Linked DNA regions of Homo sapiens: region 1 is linked to region 2. Evidence: chromatin loops called from intact Hi-C (ENCODE). Cell type or tissue: natural killer cell. All regions are shown on one strand. Each heading gives the region's core, and the rest is flanking DNA. Links, peaks and the distances in the headings are about the cores only. Region 1 has its middle 15 kb from the start of ASPRV1. Region 2 has its middle 17 kb from the start of LINC01816.

Evidence for each region. Peaks named below come from ENCODE experiments on the same cell type or tissue, not always from the same donor. Only the 100,000 strongest peaks of a DNase experiment are listed, where the experiment ranks them.
Region 1: it touches region 2 in a loop (2.8-fold over the local background); 9 of 110 quality-filtered maps call a loop at or near these places.

What each region holds. Positions count from the first base shown.
Region 1 is chr2:69,945,067-69,947,970 of GRCh38, forward strand. It overlaps a transcript of ASPRV1 not described here. Among named protein-coding and RNA genes, the nearest start is that of ASPRV1, 15 kb to the right of the region's middle. RefSeq lists an enhancer at 1,417-2,616. In natural killer cell, for the core only: no CTCF peak of the experiment used is centred there; DNase peaks (open chromatin) are centred at 1,705 and 2,655; H3K27ac peaks cover 2,353 bases.
Region 2 is chr2:70,141,222-70,144,125 of GRCh38, forward strand. No RefSeq gene overlaps it. Among named protein-coding and RNA genes, the nearest start is that of LINC01816, 17 kb to the left of the region's middle. RefSeq lists enhancers at 1-297, 1,518-1,877, 1,888-2,027 and silencers at 1-230, 718-1,427, 2,358-2,407. In natural killer cell, for the core only: a CTCF peak has its summit at 1,624 (motif pointing left); DNase peaks (open chromatin) are centred at 550, 570, 1,560 and 2,150; H3K4me3 peaks cover 1,809 bases; H3K27ac peaks cover 2,500 bases.

The DNA of each region.
Region 1 (2,904 bases), core at 194-2,693, 200 kb before region 2:
GAAGGCCCATTGCCCACTTAGGCCTTCCCATCAATAAAGGACACGTAGGCCTGTCGTCCCAGCTGCTCTGGAGGCTGAGATGGGAGGATGGGCGCCCAGGAGGTCGAAGCTTCTTTGAGCTATGATTGTACCACTACACTCCAGCCTGGGCGACAGAGAGAGACCCTGTCTCAAAAAACTAAAACTAGAAAAACAAACCCTCGTAATCTGCACATGCACCCCCTGAATCTAAAATAAAAGTTGGAATTATTTTAAAATATATATAAAAGTAAAGGACATTCAGCTTCCAGTGGCCAAGGGTCCCACAGGCAGGGTCTCTGCAGGAAGTATTGTTCAGGGCTCAGCCCAAACTGGGTGGCGAGGCAGCTCCCTGCCCACTCTGTTCCATGCAGAATTCTGGAGTCATTGCCTCTGCGAGTGTCCTTGTGGAGACTAGATGAGGTAGATGTGGCTGCTGGCTGCTGGCTGGGTTGAACATGTTGCCCAGAGGAAAGGGAAGCTTTGTGTTGGGACAGAGTGACTAACCCACTTTCAGGCAGACGGCAGGGCAGGCTCTAACTGGCTGAAGCTTCCGGGAGCCTCCCCGGCTGTGGGTGAAGGCAGCGTGTCTGGTGAAGGCAGGCTAGGGATGTAATGGGACAGGCGAACCATCTTATCCAAAGGGATGACCACAGGAAGAGCCAGGACGGAGGCCAAGGGCATGCACCTGAGGCCAGGTCTGAGCGGGTGGACTGGGGGTATTGGAGCTAGAGAGGCCCACTCAGGCCCTGGAGAAAAGGGCAGGGGCTTTTCTAGGATGCTCTTGGCCTTGCCTGGGGGCAGAGGTGAGGAAGACAGTCAACGCAGGGAGCTCTGTGTCAGAAATACGTCTGCCTTCAAAGAAAGCAGCCATCCTGGAGGAGAAGGCACCTGGGAGGGCCTTAGGGATAGGGGAAAGAGAGAAAGGCACTGGCCAACCAACACCATTGGCCAGCCAGACAGCCGGGCTGGGTGACACCTGGAGATAGCCCCCAGCCATGCACAGGGACCAGTGGGCGTGGGAGAACCAGTATCTGTTTAGTTACAAGCAGAACATCCAACACACTCGCCTTGCCACGCTGATACTGTCATCCCCCAGAAGGCGGAAAAAACCATTGCTGTGAAGCATTCGAGCCAGTAATGACCAACAGAGACCAATAGGCTGGCCAAGTGGAAATAGAAACTCAGGGGGAGTGCCCATGTCCCCTAGGTACCCCGGAAGGTGGTCCTGGGTGATGGTCACGTGCACAGACTCTGGTCAAATGGAGCTAAGGGTCGATGCCAACTCCACCCTTAACACCCTCGGTGACCCCAGGCAAGTATCTGGGACTCTGCTGACCCGGTCTGTAGAGTGAGGATAATAACAGCATGTACTTCCCAGGGCTGCTAGGGGGATTAAGTAAGGTAAAGTATGCAAACAGCTTTTCCCCATGCCTGACATGCAGAAAGCATTCAGTACATATGAGCAATTATAATCATTTTCCCAGCCAAGGAGAGAACGTTCGAACACTGTCTGGCATGTGACTTGGATTTTCAGAATACAAAATTCCAACACTCAGAGAAGAAATAAGCTTGGAAGGGAAAATTACATTAGAGGGTGGGGAAGTGTTCAAATATGTCATTCTGACTGTGCTGTTTAGACAACAAACAGTAGGCAGGAAGTGGTTAAACCGAAAGGGGGAGCAGAGGGTGACTCAGGGACAGAATGTGGGCATTGACAGTGGAGGGGTGGCTATTTTCCAGGTAGTATCTCACCTATGTGCTGTTCGGAAGGTCAAAACGACCCTAAGACCCCGCCAGCCCTACAGGGCAGTTCCTCTCATAGAGAGACCAGATCATACAGAGGTGGCTCAGAGAGAGAGACAGAGGGAAGCCCTTGCTAAAATGCCCATATGTTGCAAGTATCTCATCAGAAGAGGCCAAATGACTTCAGTTCCCGCATTCACACGTACCTTTGCACTGCAAATTCAGAACAACCGTAGGTAGAGCTCTACCCAGACGGGGACAACTCCACACTTCAAGTATGACCTCTGAGCAACTGCAGAGGTTGTGATGATTCTTGGCTACTTTGCAGTTAATAACTTTGGTCAAAGAAGCTACCAGTCAATGCAGACTAGCACAGGGCATGGAACAGTGTGTGGCCCAGAAGAGGTATCAGTGGAAGAGTAAAGAGATAATCAGGATGGAACCTGGCCCTGCTTTCTTGTCACCACACTTTATAATGTTAGGGAAAAGTATTCTTTTGGAACTCATTGCAGCAATCCCATTGCTTTCCCCTGAAAAACAGGTGTGTTTACCTCAGGGAAACAGTGAATCATGCAACAGATCATCTTTCTCTTCTCCCTTTGGCTGTCAGGAAACTCAGAGCCAAATTCACACTTCACCTTTAGTAATTTTGTGAGAACCTGTAATGTGCATGTTTGTGACCCAGTTTCCCCTTAGTCTCTTCTCTGGCCTTGGCTTTTACTCAACATCTTTCCTATTTTAGTATTTGTAATTTTGGAAGTTACTTCCGATCCACCTTTGTAGAGAACAAGAGGATACTGCCATGCGGAATCACAGTGTAAAATAAAAAATGCTTTTGCAAGCAGACGGAAGTGAGGTTGACTAAGCAGGAGTGAGGTTATTGGGGTCAAGGGTGTGGAGAGGGAAGGTGAATGTGAGGGGTTTTTGGTTTTTTTGTTTGTTTGTTTGGTTATGGAAACAAACTTGCCAAGGACTAGGAGGGTGGTGCCCCAGGGCTGGAAATAATCCCTCCTGTCTAGAAGAACTGGGGCTCCTTTGGGGATATCCGCAGAGGCCAGAGGCAGTGGCAGTGCTGACCTGGGTCTGATTCCCCTGCCAGAAACAGGAAGGAATGCCACCCTTTCTCCTCAACTGGAGAAA
Region 2 (2,904 bases), core at 211-2,710:
AGCGTCTCACACCCTAGGGGCCTGACCAGGTACTGACACTTTCTTGCCAAAGCCCTACAACCATCACCTCCCTACTGTGAAATGTGAGGTAAGTTGCTTAAACCGGCGGAACCAGTTTCCTCAACTACATAGAGGGATGATGATTCCCCCTAGCTCACAGGACCGCTGTGGGAATCAAATGAGATCACTCATGTGAAAAGCCTAGCACAACCCCTGACACATGACACAAGCACTTCAGGACATATTCATGTTCCTCCTTCCAGGACAGGGCCTTACACTGTCTACTCTGGTAAACCAGCCTCATATAAGCTCCTGGAGGCTGGCGTGTCCCCAGGGGTCAGGCCATCCCAGAAACGATGACTTGACCATAGTCACGTCATGAGGTGAGAGATTCCGGGAAGGGGCAGCAAGAGGAGAAAGAAGCGAAGGGCGCCCCAAGGTAATGTGTGCCCTACACAGGGCTCCTAGCCATAAGCACTTATGCAAGTGCGGGGCACAGAGAAAATTCTGGTAACACTCCTCCCCTCAATTCTGATCAGGTCCCAGGCTCAACTAATCAGTTCAGGGATGGGCCCTTTGCCACCTTTTTCCTAACCAAAGCCACTCTCAAGGGGAAACTTCTATTAACGGCCAGTAAGCAAGACACACAACGCTTTTTGTTTGAAGGACTACCCAGGCGTTAGTGCCCTTCCAGACCGGCTCTAGTGACTGGCGGGGAAGAAGGGGAAAAAGAATTAGTGTATCTGGACACAACACCCAGCATGTGCTAGGCAGAAACTAAGTGTGCGAAGCGGATCCCGATGTACAAAGGGGAAAACAGCGGCTGGGAAAGCCTGAGCCACGGGCTCCAGGCGGCCAGTCGCGGTCCTCCCGGCGCGTGCCCTCCTCCTCCCCGACCTGGCCGGAGCTGACCGGGGCGGGTGTAGGCCCGGGGGCGGGAGGGCTACTGGATCCCAGGTGGGGCGGGTGTAGGCCCGGGGACGGGAGGGCGACGGGATCCCAGGTAGGGCGGGGCCTGGCTCCGGGCGCGACGGCTCTTTGCTCGCAGCGCCGCGCCGTCTCGAGGTCGGGGTGCGGCCCGACCCCACGTGCCCCAAATCCCCCCCGCTGCCCTGTAAAACCTGCGGGCCCCGGTCCAGGCGTGGTCCCGCTCGCACGAGGGAGCGGTCGCCCAGGGTGCCGGGAAGTCGGGGACCGGCCAGCCGCCGACCGGCCGCACCCCTCCCCGCCGAGCTCGCGCGCCCGCCTCGTCAGCACCTTTCCCGCAGCGCAGCCCCACAGTGGTCACGAGGCGGGCGCGGCCCGGTCAGCCCTGGCTAGACTAGGCATCGGCACCACCCACCTCGCCCCTCCCCGTCCCGCTGGTTTCCCCTCCCCCTCCTTCCCCTCCCCCTCTCTGTTCTCCTTCCCCTCCCGATCCCCGGGCGGGCCGCAGCGCGCCACGTACCTGGCCCCGCCCCTGCGAGCCACGCAGGGAACCCCGGTGACGTCACCACCCTCCGGCGCTCTCATTCCCGCGCTCTCCAGAAAAGACGCGAAGGTGGTGACGTGTCCCGTGCGCCAGGGCGGCTGCGCAGGAGGCATTGGCAACTGAGCGTCCTGCGGCGCCGCCTGGTGGAAGCAAAGCAGCCGAGCCCCCCGGAAGCGGCGGCGCGGGCGAGTGGAGAACGTGACTTACGTCATCTGGCGGAGGCGTGGGGGCGGCTGCCGCGTGACCAGCCCCAGCCAGGCGCGGTCGGCGCGTTTCTCTTTCTCTTCTCCTACTCTCAGCGGAGCGGGTGGAAGCTTGATTTCATGCCGTTTATTTTACTTTGACTGTTTTCAAACCTATCAAGTTAATATTGTTAATTATAGAAAACGTGGGGGGAAAAGGGAAAAGATAGGTAGAAAATGATTCTTAGCATCCCCAAGCATCTTTAACCTTTCATTATGTTTACTTCCAGCCTTTTTCATGAAACAAAATTGTGGTCTGACTGTATACAGTGGTATTAACTACAAAGATTCCTAAGAAGGGACAAAAAGCACCTTTTAGCTTCAAGGCTAATTTAGAGGAACAGGTAGAAGAGGAAAAGTTCAAACAATGGACAAAATGAGTGATTCGTCCACGGTATCTAATCACTGTTCACATCATCCGGAGGAAACGGGCTCAGAGTCATGCCCAAGGCCGCGCATAAAAGAGTGGCAGACTGGGGTTTCAAACCCAGGCTCTAAACTGTGAACCTGCAAGATGGTGGGAGTGGGGAAGACAGTGAAAAGTTGTGCAGGGAATTCACAGAACTACAGAACCCACTTTGTACTTCTGGAACTGCTGAGTGGGGAACTAGTTCTAAGGAACAAGGTTAGTGCCCCAGCAGTTGGAGCAGTTTGGTGAGAGAGTGGCACAAAGCTGACACTGGTACATGGCCCTGGCCACTAGTTGTTAAGTTCCACCCATCTCCAGCACTGCCCTCCCCATGAGTGACAGTGAAAGGTGGGAGGGACGTTACAGGACTGTATCAGGCATTAGACCTGCTACTCCAAGTGCAGTCTGGTGCAGTCTGCAGGCCAGCAGCCTCCCTGCTGTCCAGCACTTTCCGCATCACTTGGAAGCTTGATGGAAATGCAGAATCTTGGACCACACTTTAAAGCTTCTGAATCGGGCGGCATGCGATGCCTCATGCTTGTAATCCCAGCACTTTGGGAGGCCAAGGTGGGTGGATCACCTGAGGTCAGGAGTTTTGAGACCACCCTGGCCAACATGTTGGCCCCGTCTCTACTAAACCCCATCTCTACTAAAAGTACAAAAATTAGCCGGGCATGGTGGCGGGCGCCTGTAATCCCAGCTACTTGGGAGGCTGAGACAGGAGGATCGCTTGAACCCGGGAGGCAGAGGTTGCATTGAGCCAAAACTGTTCCGTTGCACTC